4 separate regions of the Homo sapiens genome follow, and all the other regions are linked to region 1. A link is a contact called in ENCODE Hi-C or POLR2A ChIA-PET data. All regions are on one chromosome and are shown on one strand. Each heading gives the region's core, a stretch centred on a gene start or an enhancer-like site at or near the end of the contact. The rest is flanking DNA. Distances are from core to core; before and after follow the strand shown.

Region 1 (3,443 bases), core at 367-2,866:
GTTTTTTTTCCCTCTGACCTCTAGATTATTAAATTTGAAGTAGAGAACAGTGTTTTTATTTTATGATTTATTGCAGTTTACACAACTTTAGAGAAACATGGGTTTGATTTGTCCAATATCTTGGTAGACAATTCTTAAATGGAAATTATTTTTAAATAAAAAATTTTCACAACTGTGTTTTTCTTGTTAAAATTTTTCAGACCCCTGAGAAGGATTGTTTTTTTGAGACGGTGTCTCACGCTGTCACCCAGGCTGGAGTGCAGTGGCAGGATCTTGACTCACTGCAAGCTCCGCCTCCCGGGTTCATATCATTCTCCTGCCTCAGCCTCCCAAGTAGCTGGGCTACAGGCTCCCGCCACCACGCCTGGCTAATTTTTTTGTATTTTTTAGTAGAGATGGGGTTTCACTGTGTTAGCCAGGATGGTCTCGATCTCCTGACCTCATGATCCGCCCGCCTCGGCCTCCCAAGAAAGATTTTAAGAAAATTTTTACTGTGGTGGAAACTCTGAGCTTTTTAGTAGTGGCTAAGTCCACCAGGTTTTTTGACACCATATCATATGCTTCTCTACCAAATTTATCAGTAATATTTTTATATCTAGAAATGTTTATCTGTACAATTTACTAATTCATATGTTACTGGTGCTGTTTTAGAAGTGTAGTCAGTTACTGGTATCATGGAAAGTATTGAGAAAGTTCTTTAAACTTCGATCTAATTATAATTAGACTTTTTTTCCCCCACTATGATTCTGCAGTAGAAACTTTTTACTACTTTTCTGCTCATTTAAAATTTTTCTATTTCTGTCTTCATTGTGTTAAACCTTTTTAAATCTGTATTTATTTCATGATTTGAAAGTGAACTCTGAAAATATTTTATTACTTGTTAATAGAGGATTACCTTAGTGATTAAATTTGGTAAGGCAAGTTCTAACATGTTCTGACAGACTTGTCATAGAGTTATTTGCCTCTTTTTTTTTTTTTTTTAATTTTAAATGTGAGTTTAACTTTTCAGGGTTTATCTCTAGCTTACTAGCAGAATAAGTATTTAATATTTATAAAGATTTTTTTAACCCTGTTTACATTTGTCTTTTCGTATTCTCTTTTACAGTAGTAGACAAAAACAGTTACAGATGTTCTTAGTATGAGGATAAGAAACTGAAAGAAGAACTATTTAAGAGTTTGATTAACCAGCTTGACAGTTAGCTTAAAAGACCAACTTTCACAGCAATTCACACATTGTTAAACCTTTTTTTTTTTTCCTAAATAAATAGCTACTGCTGGCCATATGTGGGACCAGGCAGAGGATAGATGAATAAGTACTAATAAATAACTATCCTTGGTCTATTAGGAGTAGTAGTAAAAGTACTGAACTACTTTGAGAGGCCGAGGCGGGTCAGGAGTTAGAGACCAGCCTGGCCCAACATGGTGAAACCCCAACTCTACTGAAAATACAAAAATTAGCCGGGCATGGTGGCACATACCTGTAATCCCAGCTACTAGCGGGGCTGAGGCAGGAGGATCACTTGAACCTGGGAGGCGGAAGTTGCAGTGAACCGAGATCGTGCCACTGCACTCCAGCCTGGGCAACAGAGCGAGACTCTGTCTCAAAAAAAAAAAAAAAGAAGTATGAAACTACTGGACTTTAAAGCAAACATGTTATTAAAAGCTCCCTTAAACTTTGTAATAGAACCAGAGGACTTTTGTATTTATATTTATACTAAGCTTTCAGAGTTGAATGTGACCCAAAGGTTAGTTTTAGAATTTGTTCTCAAACACCTGTTTACTCATAGTTACAAATGAAACATTAGATAGGAATGATAAAATAACAATTTTTAAGTTGTTTCTTTCCTTGGGTGCACCATTGATTTTGCCTAGAACCCATTTATCCTAGCTTGCTTTTCTGTAACATAATGACTATTAAAAATATTTACTAAACTTTTTCTTGCAGGTAAATTAAGTAGTAAGAGTTAAGTTGTTTTTTGGACTTAATTTTCACATTTGTTTTTATTTTAACTTTTTATTTGATTTGTTTGTAATGCCACTCCCTGAGTAATGAAACTATTTAGCGCACTTTAAGAGACACCCCTTGACTTTGCATAGGTTTAGCTTCAATAGGAACTGTATTTTTGCATTGTGTGTCTTGACACCTTTGAGCATACTTTTATGTGCTGAATTTGATTTCTTATACATCATTTAACTATTTAGATATGTTGGTAGGGTGAAGAGGAAGAGGCACATCTTTGCCAAGATGGTGGAAGTAGTAATATCTGTGGTCTTGTAGGGCCAAGCATTTTGTTTGTTGGTGTCCTCGTGTCTTCTGGGCATGCAAAGAGCCCTAGGTCTTGAGTAAGCATTTGCAGGAGTTTTCCATGGAGGTCACCTGGTTGAGCTTTCCTTTTCTTGTGGCTTAGAAAGACTCCATCTCTCTCCAGTCCAACTCCTGGAGACCTGCCTGTCCTAGTTGATGTTTTAAAACTGGTGGTGCTTTTGTATTTTTTTATCCAGCCTTTATAGTTGTTGGCAGGGAAGTTGGTCTTAAAAGCTATTTATTTTCAGGACTAGAAGTGGAAATGAGTGGAATAGCATTGTGAGATAGATGTTATGTTACAAATGAAGTGCTTATGTTACAAATGAAGTTGGTTTATCAAGCTTACTGTATGGATGAAGTCAGATGCAGAACCAGCTGTGAAAAGGGGGGCATGAGGTGGGTCCCCACCATTGGCTCCTGTCTCTCACCACAGGTCCACCTAGCTTGTGAAAGTTTTTGCTCATTGCAGGCCTGCTTGGCCAAGGAATAGCAACCCTTGAGAGAGAACTGTAAATAGAGATTTAAAATGTGGTTTATCTCTGTGGTGATGAAACTCACATCCCTTTATGTAAACATAATGCTTGACTCACATTAGGCTTTCGAACATGTTTTTCAGAACATTTTATATTTAAAATGCCTGTTTTTGGCTTTAAAAAGGCAAGTAGAAAAAGCCACCAACTTTCTATCTCTGCTAAGGTCTCTTTAGTAGATAAGTGACTAATGTCAAACTCATACTACATTTTGGTCACTACATTTTGGTCAAAGCCTGGGATTAAGACATTTTAAAATCAGTCTTTAATTTTTTTTTTTTCTCTTTTGGAATGATTTTTAAAATCTTGTTCATACTTTGAGTTTGCTAGTTAGAGGTAACCGGAGCTGGGACTTTTAAAAAATCTTAAAAAATAGACACATAAAAATTAAAACCTCACAAGAATTTAAATGATATTAGAATCATATCATGTGCATATCACAAGTTTACTGTGAATATATGTGTGCATTTCTGTTTAACATATGCACACAAATACTCAAGGGTTATGCATCTGTACCCTTAATTGTACTTGATGGTAATTAATCATACATGTCAGACATTTAATATAAATGATTATTTAGTATTACTATTAATAGTTTTATAGAGCCA
Region 2 (3,443 bases), core at 321-2,820, 760 kb after region 1:
TAGCTGTGAGAACAGCTGTCAATCTTCAGTAGCCCCTAAGACTTTTCTCTAGCTCCTACTTAATAACAGTTTCTTAGAATAATAACTTTTAAAAAGCTACACCTGCCTGCGGATTTAGTAAGAAGACATAGCCTCAAATCTCCAAATGCTCAAAGCTTATTCTGAGCGTGTGGTGGCTAGATGTTGATAAGAGGAAAAGAAAGGAACTGTTTACTTGGTTGGGAATACTTATTTGGGGGTAACAACAATGTGGACAATGGCACAAAGTTATTAGAAGGAAAATTAAACCCTCTGTCTGGGCGTGGTGGCTCACGTCTGTAAGCCCAACACTTTGGGAGGCCGAGGTGGGCGGATCACTTGAGGCCACGAGTTCGAGGCCAGCCTAGCCAACATGGCAAAATCCCATCCCTACTAAAAATACAAAAATTAGCCAGGTGTGGTGGTACACATCTGTAACCCCAGCTACTTGGGAGGCTGAGGCAGGAGATTTGCTTGAACCCAGAAGGCAGAGATTGCAGTGAGCCGAGATTCCACCACTGCACTCCAGCCTGGGTGACAGAGCAAGACTCCATCTCAAAAAAAAAAAAAAAAAAAAAATTGCTGGGCACAATGGCTCATGCCTATAATCCCAGCACTTTGGGCCGAGGCAGGTGGATCACGAGGTCAGGTGTTCAAGACCAGCCTGGCCAAGATGGTGAAACTCCGTCTCTACTAAAAATACAAAAATTAGCCAGGTGCAGTGGTGGGCTCCTGTAATCCCAGCTACTCAGGAGGCTGAGGCAGGAGAATCGCTTGAACCCAGGGGGCGGAGGTTGCAGTGAGCCGAGATCATGCCACTGCACTCTAGCCTGGGCGGCAGAGTGAGACTCTGTCTCAAAAAAGAAAAGAAAATGAAACTCTCAAAGGCGATAGTGGTCATTAACCACAGGACTTGCAATAGGTAGGAGCGACAAACAGTAGATATTTTACCCCAACTAACAGCCTGCCAAGAAGGGAGGCTCAAGGCCAGATGCGATGGCTCATGCCTGTATTCCCAGCACTTTGGGAGTCCCAGGCAGGAAGACTGCTTAAGTCAAGAGTTTGAGATCAGCCTAGGCAACATAGTGAGAACCTTGTCTCTACAGAAAAATGATAAAATTAGCCAGGTGTGGTGGTGTGCACCTGTAATCCCAGCTACTCAGAAGGCTGATGCGGAAGGACCGCTTGAGCCCAGGAGTTTTGAGACCAGCCTAGGCAACATAGTGAGAACCTTGTCTCTACAAAAAGTAATAAAATTAGCCAGGCATGGTGGTGTACACCTGTAATTCCAGCTACTCGGAAGGCTAAGGTGAAAGGATCACTTGAGCCCGAGAGGTCAAGGCTGCAGTGAGCGGTAATCGCACCACTGCACTTCAGCCTGGGTGACAGAGTGAGACCCTGTCTCAAAAAAAAGAAGGGGAGGGTCAGATTGTATCTCATGAGCAATAGGATTCTATGTGCCCTCGTGTGGATGCAGGCGAAACTGCTAGGTGCACCCTAACACTGTCACCCTTAAAAGCGTAAACCATGTTAACAGCTAGGCCAAACCACAATGCAGTAGGAAGTCATAACATACACTGTGCTATATGCATAAGAAACACAGCAGAGCTAGATGTATCCAGAAGAGGACCCAAGATACAGACTCCAGCTCCTGTCTTGAGAAGGTAAGAGCAACTAAGGTTCTGCCAGCTCTAAAAGTCTGCCCCAAACCTTTAAAGTGGCAAGCTCAAGAAAATGCCAACTTTTACCTTATTGGTTTACATAGCTTGAGTAACCAGCCTGGCTCGGCTCAGACAGGGCAGCCAGTGTGGTGTTTAGCAGACTGAGTCATCTGGTGATGTGAGCAGTGCCAATGACTAGAGGCCACTGAACCACAAAGACAGGAAAGTGTCAACTCCAGGCCCCTCCCGAGGCTACAGGCAGGGCCTAGCAATGCTCTCATCTGGTCATGGGTTTTTGTCCACTTTGCAAAAATAAGATATTTTAACTGCAAAAAGTACGTAGCCATACAATATAATATATGATAGAGGAGTGTCAAGCAATTAATTCGTGAAAATAACATGCAACCATTTTTTATTTTGTGATATTTGTCATCTTCAAAATTCACAATCTGTGGTCGTTTCTTTTCTCATTCTAAGTACACTTTATACCTGATTTTGTATTTGTAACTTTGTATTCCCATGTAAATGGTGTAAACTCTAGATTCCATAAAACCAGCATGGCCCAATGGCCTGTATGATCCCTCTGCTAAGTTAAAAGACCCCACGGGCAGCATCTGTAGAGGGGTAGATGGGTATGGGGCTGTCTTGGCCAATGCCCACTTAGGAGGTGAGAGCTTTGTTGAGTAAATGTGGATGACTGAATACAAATGTTTTCTGGCAGAACTCTGGAATTCTAGATAGAGTTGGTGAAAACCAGTTAGAAAACCTCTTTTGAAGGTAAGGGCAGATTTCTAGCCCTAGTATCTCCTGAGCAATCTTGCTCGGCCAGTAGCCTTGGTATCTTCAGCCCATGTCAGTCAGCGTATTTCCTGGCAGGTTCACATGAATCATATACCCTGGAGTTTAAGCTTAAGAACAAGTTGAACTTGGATTGCTAAATGAGCAGATCGTGACTCAAACGAAAGAGGCAGGTGATTTTTTGTCCTCTCGAGCTTTCTTATTGATTCAACTTGGGGCCCTGGTGTGACACAAATATATATGTTTAAAGTAGGAGAGTGTGCAAGAGAAAGCCCATCTGTCTTGCATGGTATAGAACCTGGAACATCACTGTTAACTTTGAACTCTACCTGTAATTGTGAGTCTGTTCAAACATTTTTTTTTAAATGCTGAAAAAAAATATTATGGCTTTGGGGCATGTTAGCAAACTTAGTAACTGATGGACAGTATGAAAAGAATGAGATCATGTCCTTTGCAGGGACGTGGATGGAGCTGGAGGCCATCATTCTGAGCAAACTAGTGCAGGGACAGAAAACCAAATGCCACATGTTCTCACTTAAAAGTGGGAGCTAAATGATGAGAACACACGGACACATAGAAGGGAACAACACACACTGGAGCCTTTCAGAGGGTGGAGGGTGGGAGGAGGGAGAGGATCAGGAAAAATGACTCATGGGTCCTAGGCTTAATACCTGGATGATGAAATCATCTGTATAACAAATCCCCATGATACACGTTTACCTCTATAACAAACCTGCACATGTATCTCTGAACTTAAAAGTTAAAAAGAAACATAATTTGTATACTTTGGGAGGAAGCCTTTGAAAACATATGGCAGAAACTATACATTTTTTCCTGTGAACCTTGTAGAGAAGTAAAGAAATTCTTAAGAATTTTGGTCTGTTTATCTTTTTTGTCTTGACAATATGTATAATAAAGATGCTCTGCACAATATAGGTAACGATACATATGTTATACAGACGTAAT
Region 3 (3,443 bases), core at 494-2,993, 680 kb after region 1:
TAGCTTCCCTGTGCCCATCCGAGGAACTCAAATATCTCCTTCTTAGCACTCATCTTAATTTCTTATATTTTATTTACTTGTTTATTATGTGTTGTCCCACAAGAGACGTAAGCTCCAGGAGACAGACCACCTGTTTGTTCCCAGCTGGGTCCCCCAGGCTCCTGTTGTAGGGCCTGGCCTAGAGTGATGAATATTTGCAGTGTGAATGCAGGGGTGGATGGAGTTTCCCATATTTTCAGTCACCTGGGTGGGCCTACATCCCTAGGAAGGTACACAACACATCCTGGGAAGGACTTTCACTGATTTGGGGTTCCAGGGACCACCCAGGAAATGACATTTTTTTTTTCAGACTGAGTCTCACTCTGTTACCTAGGCTGGATGATCTCAGCTCACTGCAACCTTTGTCTCCCGGGTTCAAGCGATTCTCTCCTGCCTCAGCCTCCCTAGTAGCTGGGACTACAGGCGTGTGCCACCACGCCCAGCTAAATTTTGTATTTTTAGTAGAGACGGCGTTTCACCATGTTGGCCAGGCTTGTCTCGAACTTCTGGTCTCAAGCGATCCGCCCACCTGGGCCTCCCAAAGTGTTGGGATTACAGGCATGAACCATCACGCCTGGCCCAGGAAATGATTCTTAACTTTTGCAGGGTCTAGGATCTCTTTAGCTATTTGATAAAACCAGTGGACTCCCTTTCTCAAAAACATGAATATGCATTAAAAACTCTGCTTACATCTAGTCTATCTGGTAAATATAATTAAAAGAAAAAAGAAAAAACTCTGTTTACAGCTTGGGGGTTTAGAGACTCTCAACGCCCTAGATTTAAGAAAAGTCAAGGGGAGGAGAGATTGGAGAACGAACTTTCTACACCACAACTTCTTAGGAGAGACTTCTTAAAAGGGGGTCGTGCTGCCGGGCGCAGTGGCTCATGCCTGTAATCCCAGCACTTTGGGAGGCCGAGGCGGGTGGATCACCCTGAACGCAGGAGGCGGAGGTTGCAGGGAGCCGAGATCGCCCCACTGCACTCCAGACGGGGCGACAGAGCGACACTCCGTCTCTAAATAAATAAATAAATAAATAAATAAATAAATAAATAAATAAATAAATGGGGGCCTGCTTAAAATGATCTTTGCCCTTAGACTGCAGAGCTTACTTTTTAAAAAGTGAAATGGGGGCAGAAGGGGATAAGAAAACGCTTCTAGTTCTTTCTCTTCCAACTGCTCCCTCCCTAGGAGGCTTAGGATAAGGCAGCCCCCGGCACTTTCTGCGAGTGTATCGGAAGTATCTTTGCCAGGTTTGATAAACGTTTGCGGAAGGAATACAGGACACACTCGCGCGGCAGAATCGCGAAAAGTCCCCGGTGTTCTCCGCGCAGGGAGTTCCCCGCGCAGGGAGTTCCTAGCGGGCCACGCGCTCTCGCCTGACCACCCGCGCCGAGCTGCGGGCTGTCGGGGTACAGACGCCCGCGCGCGCAGGTGCATTCGCTCCAGGTGCGGCCGGCTCGGGGCGGGAACAGCTGCAGCCGAGGCGGGGGCGGGGAGGGGGTACAGAGGAGAGGCAGAAAGGAGGGAAGAGGAGGAGGAGGAGGAGAAGGGAGGAGAAAGGGGAAAGGAAGAAAGAAGGAGAGCAGGAGGGCGAGGAGCGGGGGGAGCGGGGAGGAGGGCGCGGGGAGGAGGCAGCGGGGAGGAGCGTGCAGGGAGGAGGCAGCCGCGCTGGGAGGAGTCTGCACACTTTCAGTGCCAGGGCATTGTGGGAAGCAGCCATGGTCTAAGCCGGGCGCCTCACCTGTCAGCCGCACCGGCTCCAGCGCTCGCCTCTCGCCCTCGCTTCTCCAGCGCTCCTTGCTCGCAAGGCGGGGGAGGCGGCGGCCCAGCCACGATGGTGAGTGCGGGGGAACCGCCGGCCCGGGTAGGCGGTGGGGGCGCTCGCGCTCCGGGGAGGCACCTGGGGCGTCCGGGCCGGGCGCGCGGCCGGGTGGGGGTGCGGGCCGAGTCCCGCCTGGCCACCCGAACCGTGCGTCCCTGTGGCCCCGCTGCCCCAGACGGTGCGGACGCGCCAGGATCGCTTGCCCGGGATTCCTGCGGCAACGCGGCGCCGCGGCGCCGCGGCTCCATTCATTCATTCGATCCGCCTTAGCCGAGTGCTTAGTCTGTGCCGGGCTCGGTGCTGGGCGCTGGGGATGTCGCGGGGGACCAGGAGGAGCCCCTGTTCTCCAGGAAGCTTACCTTCCAGGAGGGGGATGCGGAGGGAGGGACACGTCCAATATACAAGTAAAATGAAGAGAACTTCTAAAGTAAGAAGCGCTGTAAAGTCTCAAATACAACCGGGTGGAGTGGCAACTTTTGATTTGGCAAAGCCTCTTCAAGGACATGACATTCTAGCTGCTGGAGGTCCTGGAGGGGCGCTACAGGTGGATTAGAGAGAGCAAAGCGGAGGGGAGAAGGCCTTGTTTGTGGCAGGAGAGGTGGGCTTCTGCCAGGTGAGGCGGGTTTTTATAGGCCAAAATAAGGAGTTTGGTTTTGGTTCCAACTGAGTAGGGGAAACCTCGGGGACGTTTTAGCAAGAAAACTGACCTTACCCGTTGTGCACTTTTGTTTTTTTGAGACTGATCTCGCTCTGTCGCCCAGGCTGAAGTGCAGTGGTGTGGTCTCGGCTCTGCCTCCCGGGTTCAAGCGATTCTCCTGCCTCAGCCTCCCGAGTAACGGGGATTACAGGCGTGTGCCACCACACCCAGCTAATTTTTGTATTTTTAGTAGAGACGGGGTTTCACCATGTTGGCCAGGCTGGTCTCGAACTCCTGACCTCAGGTGATCCGCCTGCCTCGGCCTCCCAAAGTGTAGGGATTACAGGGGTGAGCCACTGCACCCGGCATGGTGTGCAGTTTGGCTGTGGTTGGAGAATGGACTGGGGTGTGTAAGGGCAGGGGATAGGGGGTCAGGTTGGAAGCTGAGGCCGGCCGCAGCCCTGCTGATGAGAGATCTGGTGACCTGCACTTGGGTGGAAGCGATAGCTCAGGCTCCTCTTGCTCTTGCCTGCTGTTTAGGGGCAGCCTTTTAAGAGTGTGGTGGTCTGAACGTCACTAGTCCCACTTCCCCAAGTGTGTTACCACTTCCCAAATCCGCAGAAGGGAAGTGACCTGCACCCTGTGGGCCCACCGGAGGCAGGAGTGGGTGGGCCACGTGGGCTAAGAAAGTTGATCAACAAAGAGAGCCGGGGAGTGCTGAGCACCTGGCCAGCAAGACCGCAGTTGCTGGTTTCTGTTAAAGGTTTGGCTGCACACACTAGCGGCATCATTTTTGTCTGTTGAGGGTTCCTTGTAAATACAGCGTGATGCAAAAACAATGCTGTAAATAATGGAGCAGGTTTCTTGGCTTGCTCAAGTTTCCCAAGGAACAAGGTGACAGATGCCCAGTCCACCAGTGTAATTTGCCTAACAGAGGCTGGAAT
Region 4 (3,443 bases), core at 431-2,930, 620 kb after region 1:
TGGCCAACACAGCAAAACTGCCTCTCTACTAAGAATACAAAAATTAGCCAGGCATGGTGGCGCATACCTGTAATTCCACCCCTAGCTACTCGGAAGGCTGAGGCAGGAGAATCACTTGAACCTGGGGGGCAGAGGTTGCAGTGAGCCGAGATTACAGCACTACACTCCTGCCTGGGTGACAGAGTGAGACTCTGTCTCAAAAAAATAGAAATAAAAATAAAATAAGTTATTGTGCTGGGAAGACCTTTAAAATTACTTCTAACTGGTAAAAACCTTTTGGAAGAATTGTTGTTATTACTTTAAAAAAATTTGTCAGTTTCTAAGCCCCTGAGCAAGACCTGATAAATACAATTAGAAGAAATGTGTGGGCTGGTTCAGCCTCTGCTTGGGAAACATACCCTGTGTAGGGACTGAGGGAAAAGAATTACTGGGTGGAATTTCATTTCTGTAGTGCAGTGGGTTGGTGAAGCTCTGTGGAGGGGTTTTTAAAGTCCATTGATTGTATTGAGTGACTCGCCACATACACATGTGTAATAAAGAGGTTTCATTAGATGCTGTATTGGGCCATTCTTGCATTGCAGTAAAGAAATATCTAAGACTGGGTAATTTATAAAGAAAAGAGGTTTAATTGGTTCGTGGATCTACAGGCTGTACAGGAAGCATGGTGCCGGCATGCTTCTGGTGAGGGCCTTAGGAAGCTTACAGTCATAGCAGAAGGTGAGGTGTGAACAGGCACATCACATGACAAAAGCAGGAGTGGGGGTGTGGGGGTGCCACACACTTTTAAACAACCATATCTCAAGGGAGCTCATTTACTGACTCAAGGAGAGCACCAAGGGGATGGCACTAAACCATTCGTGAGAAATCCACCCCCATGAGCCAACTACCAAGCCCCACCTGCAACATTGGGGATTACAGTTTAACATGAAATTTAGAGGCTGGGCCCGTTGGCTTACACCTGTAATCCCAGCACTTTGGGAGGCTGAGTTGGGCAGATCACTTGAGGTCAGGAGTTTGAGACCAGCCTGGCAACATGGCGAAACCCCATCTCTACTAAAAATACAAAAAACATTAGCTGGACGTTGGCAGGTGCCTGTAGTCCCAGCTACTCAGGGAGGCTGAGGCAGGAGAATCTCTTGAACCCGGGAGGCAGAGGTTGCAGTGAGCCAAGATCATGCCATTGCACTCCAACCTGGGTGACAGAGAGAGACTCCGTCTTAAAAAATATATATATATATATATATATATATATATATATATATATGCGAAATTTAGAGGGGACACATGTCTAAACTATGTCAGATGCTAAGCTGTAATGGATTGCAGTTTTCATACAGATCACAAGATCACATTCTGATATATGTCACAAAGTACAAGCTTTGAGGCCATCTGGTTTATGGAGAACTGGGGAGTTGCTGAAAGAATCAATGATGGACTTATTTATGACCATAGTAAGCGTTTCAGTTGTAACAAGTTATAATAAATGTACACTATGCTTTCTATGTAATCTATTTAGGTGAAATGGAGTATATCAAATCAAGGACCCTGTAGGGGAAAAGAAGAAAAGAGAACAGCAAGTTAAAATAGCTTTGGGCAGGAAAGCAGAGGCCCGTGAAGAAACCACTTTCTGTTTATGACTAATTCTCTCATGACCCCCAGGCTCGCCAGTTTTTTCAGGGTTGCTAAAGGCAGAATGGGTTCTAGTAACTACCAGAATGGGTACTGGTTTTCATGCTGAAAGACCGTATTTATCTGCTCTTAAGCCTCTAACTGAAATGGATGGCACATAGATTACACAGGGTCGAAAGTCATGTGAAAGTAACCCCTGAAGCCTTTGCAGAATATTTGTTTCTACTTTTGTTCTGTTTTTGGAAAGTGTATGTGATAAAGTAGTTTCTGTTTGCTTTTGAATATGGCATCATTAATTTTCTATATACCTACCAAAATTATTATTAGCTTGTGTGGCTGGTTCAGTTTTACTAAGTTGATTAATGTTTCTTCTAGACAAACAGCAGTCGATGAACAAGGAAAGGACCTACTGAAAGATATACCTGTAGAAAGAAAGATTTCCCCAAGGGTTTCAAATTTGATAAGTTAGCCAATATAAAGTATGAAATGTGAAGTTCAGATTTTTCACATAAATTACTTGGCATAATTATGTAGTGTACAACAGACTTTTTTCTGTGGTACTTAATGTAATTTGCTTAAACATAGACATCTTGGGGTAAAACACCTGCCATGTCCCAGAGACCCAGAATAATCTAGATTTTTTATCTTGTGTAGGTTGGACACAGTAAACTTTACTGGTTTTTGTCACTAAATATTAGTAGCAATTTTTTTCTTCATTCTGAACATTTTGTATGTAAGCTACTTTGTAATTTTTGTCACAGAAGAACGAAAAACTTCTTTAAAAATCTTTGTATTACAAGCAGTTTTTTTTTTTTTTTTTTTTTTTTTTTTGAGACAGAGTCTCACTCTGTCACCCAGGCTGGAGCGCAGTGGTGCTATCTTGGCTCACTGCAACTTCCACCTCCTGGGTTCAAGCAATTCTCCCACCTTAGCCTCCCGAGTAGCTGGGATTACAGGCGCCTGCCACCATGCCTGGCTAATTTGTTTTTTTGGAGAGATAGGGTTTCACCATGTTGGCCAGGCCTAGTCTTGAACTCCTGGCTTCAAGTGATTCGCCCTCCTTGGCCTCCCAAAGTGCTGGGATTACAAGTGTGAGTCACCATGCCCGGCCCAAAGTAGTTTGATGCATAATTGAAAATTGTAATCTTATGACTGTGGATAATGGTGCTGTGTCTTCTGTATGACTCATGATAGCATGGTTGAATGACCCGTTGTACACCATGAAGATACCTTTTTGCTTAAAGACTCAGCTGCTCCTAGTTTGGTCTTCAGCTGTCAAATGTATACGTCCTGATGTAGAGTTATATTTTACTTCTCCCCTGCCTCCCTCTCTCTCTCTCTCTCACAAATCCCTAGGTAGTGTCGCCTGCCTCTGGTGGGACCCTATTCAGCGGTTACTCTTCTCAGGAGCATCTGACAACAGCATCATCATGTGGGACATCGGAGGAAGGAAAGGCCGGACGCTGTTACTTCAGGGCCATCAGTGCGTGACCACTTGTGGGGGTGGGGAAAGAATCCGAGTTAGTGGGGAGCTAGTGAAAGGCATTAATAGTCTGATACCACTTTCTGCAAACCCCACGTTCTAAGATGGCAATTATCATTGATAGGGCTCAGTTCACTTTTAACTGCTTTCTGTCAGCCCCGAGTGTCTGATGTTTAGTAGCAAAAAACTAAACAAAACAAACAAACAAACAAAAAAACAAATGCAGGGCTTTCTTCCTCCTTAGTCCAAAGAGCACTTGCCACTTTTTCTCTCAAGGAGTCACCCTGTTGAAATATCTGATTAAGGCAGGCATAGGATAGAGATGCAGGTG

What was found. A loop is a pair of places that touch in the nucleus more often than their neighbours do. ChIA-PET counts read pairs that join two places held with the same protein, here RNA polymerase II (POLR2A). Pooled maps may share reads with other maps.
Region 2: a map with no recorded cell type shows a loop between it and region 1 (8-fold over the local background). The contact joins two enhancer-like sites. A Hi-C loop is called at or near these places in 1 of 37 single-sample maps with no recorded cell type and 2 of 50 pooled maps. POLR2A ChIA-PET finds 5 or more read pairs at or near these places in 1 of 52 experiments (GM12878).
Region 3: a map with no recorded cell type shows a loop between it and region 1 (6-fold over the local background). The contact joins the promoter of AP1S3 here to the enhancer-like site in region 1. A Hi-C loop is called at or near these places in 3 of 37 single-sample maps with no recorded cell type and 3 of 50 pooled maps.
Region 4: a loop to region 1 is called in a map with no recorded cell type, with 16 times the contacts of the local background. The contact joins two enhancer-like sites. A Hi-C loop is called at or near these places in 20 of 37 single-sample maps with no recorded cell type and 5 of 50 pooled maps.

What each region holds. Positions count from the first base shown.
Region 1 is chr2:224,519,609-224,523,051 of GRCh38, reverse strand. The region is part of intron 3 of CUL3 (cullin 3); the gene reads left to right. Among named protein-coding and RNA genes, the nearest start is that of CUL3, 64 kb to the left of the region's middle. RefSeq lists a silencer at 1,325-1,394. Within about 2 kb of position 1,616, at least 5 of the 41 ENCODE cell types and tissues checked have a DNase peak (open chromatin) inside an H3K27ac peak, as active enhancers do; they include GM12878, where a contact is called at or near this core.
Region 2 is chr2:223,759,423-223,762,865 of GRCh38, reverse strand. All of the region lies in intron 4 of AP1S3 (adaptor related protein complex 1 subunit sigma 3), which reads left to right. Among named protein-coding and RNA genes, the nearest start is that of AP1S3, 76 kb to the left of the region's middle. RefSeq lists an enhancer at 768-1,137 and a silencer at 1,660-1,954. Within about 2 kb of position 1,570, at least 16 of the 41 ENCODE cell types and tissues checked have a DNase peak (open chromatin) inside an H3K27ac peak, as active enhancers do; they include GM12878, where a contact is called at or near this core.
Region 3 is chr2:223,835,882-223,839,324 of GRCh38, reverse strand. AP1S3 (adaptor related protein complex 1 subunit sigma 3) reads left to right here and starts at 1,743. Exons shown (of 5, transcript NM_001039569.2): 1 at 1,743-1,877. The coding sequence starts at 1,875. RefSeq lists enhancers at 1,197-1,376, 2,247-2,336 and silencers at 1,547-1,676, 1,707-2,136.
Region 4 is chr2:223,895,173-223,898,615 of GRCh38, reverse strand. WDFY1 (WD repeat and FYVE domain containing 1) reads left to right here. Exons shown (of 12, transcript NM_020830.5): 7 at 2,986-3,112. Among named protein-coding and RNA genes, the nearest start is that of WDFY1, 48 kb to the left of the region's middle. RefSeq lists enhancers at 1,478-1,677, 1,798-1,857, 2,599-2,658, 2,669-2,818, 2,829-2,888. Within about 2 kb of position 1,680, at least 5 of the 41 ENCODE cell types and tissues checked have a DNase peak (open chromatin) inside an H3K27ac peak, as active enhancers do.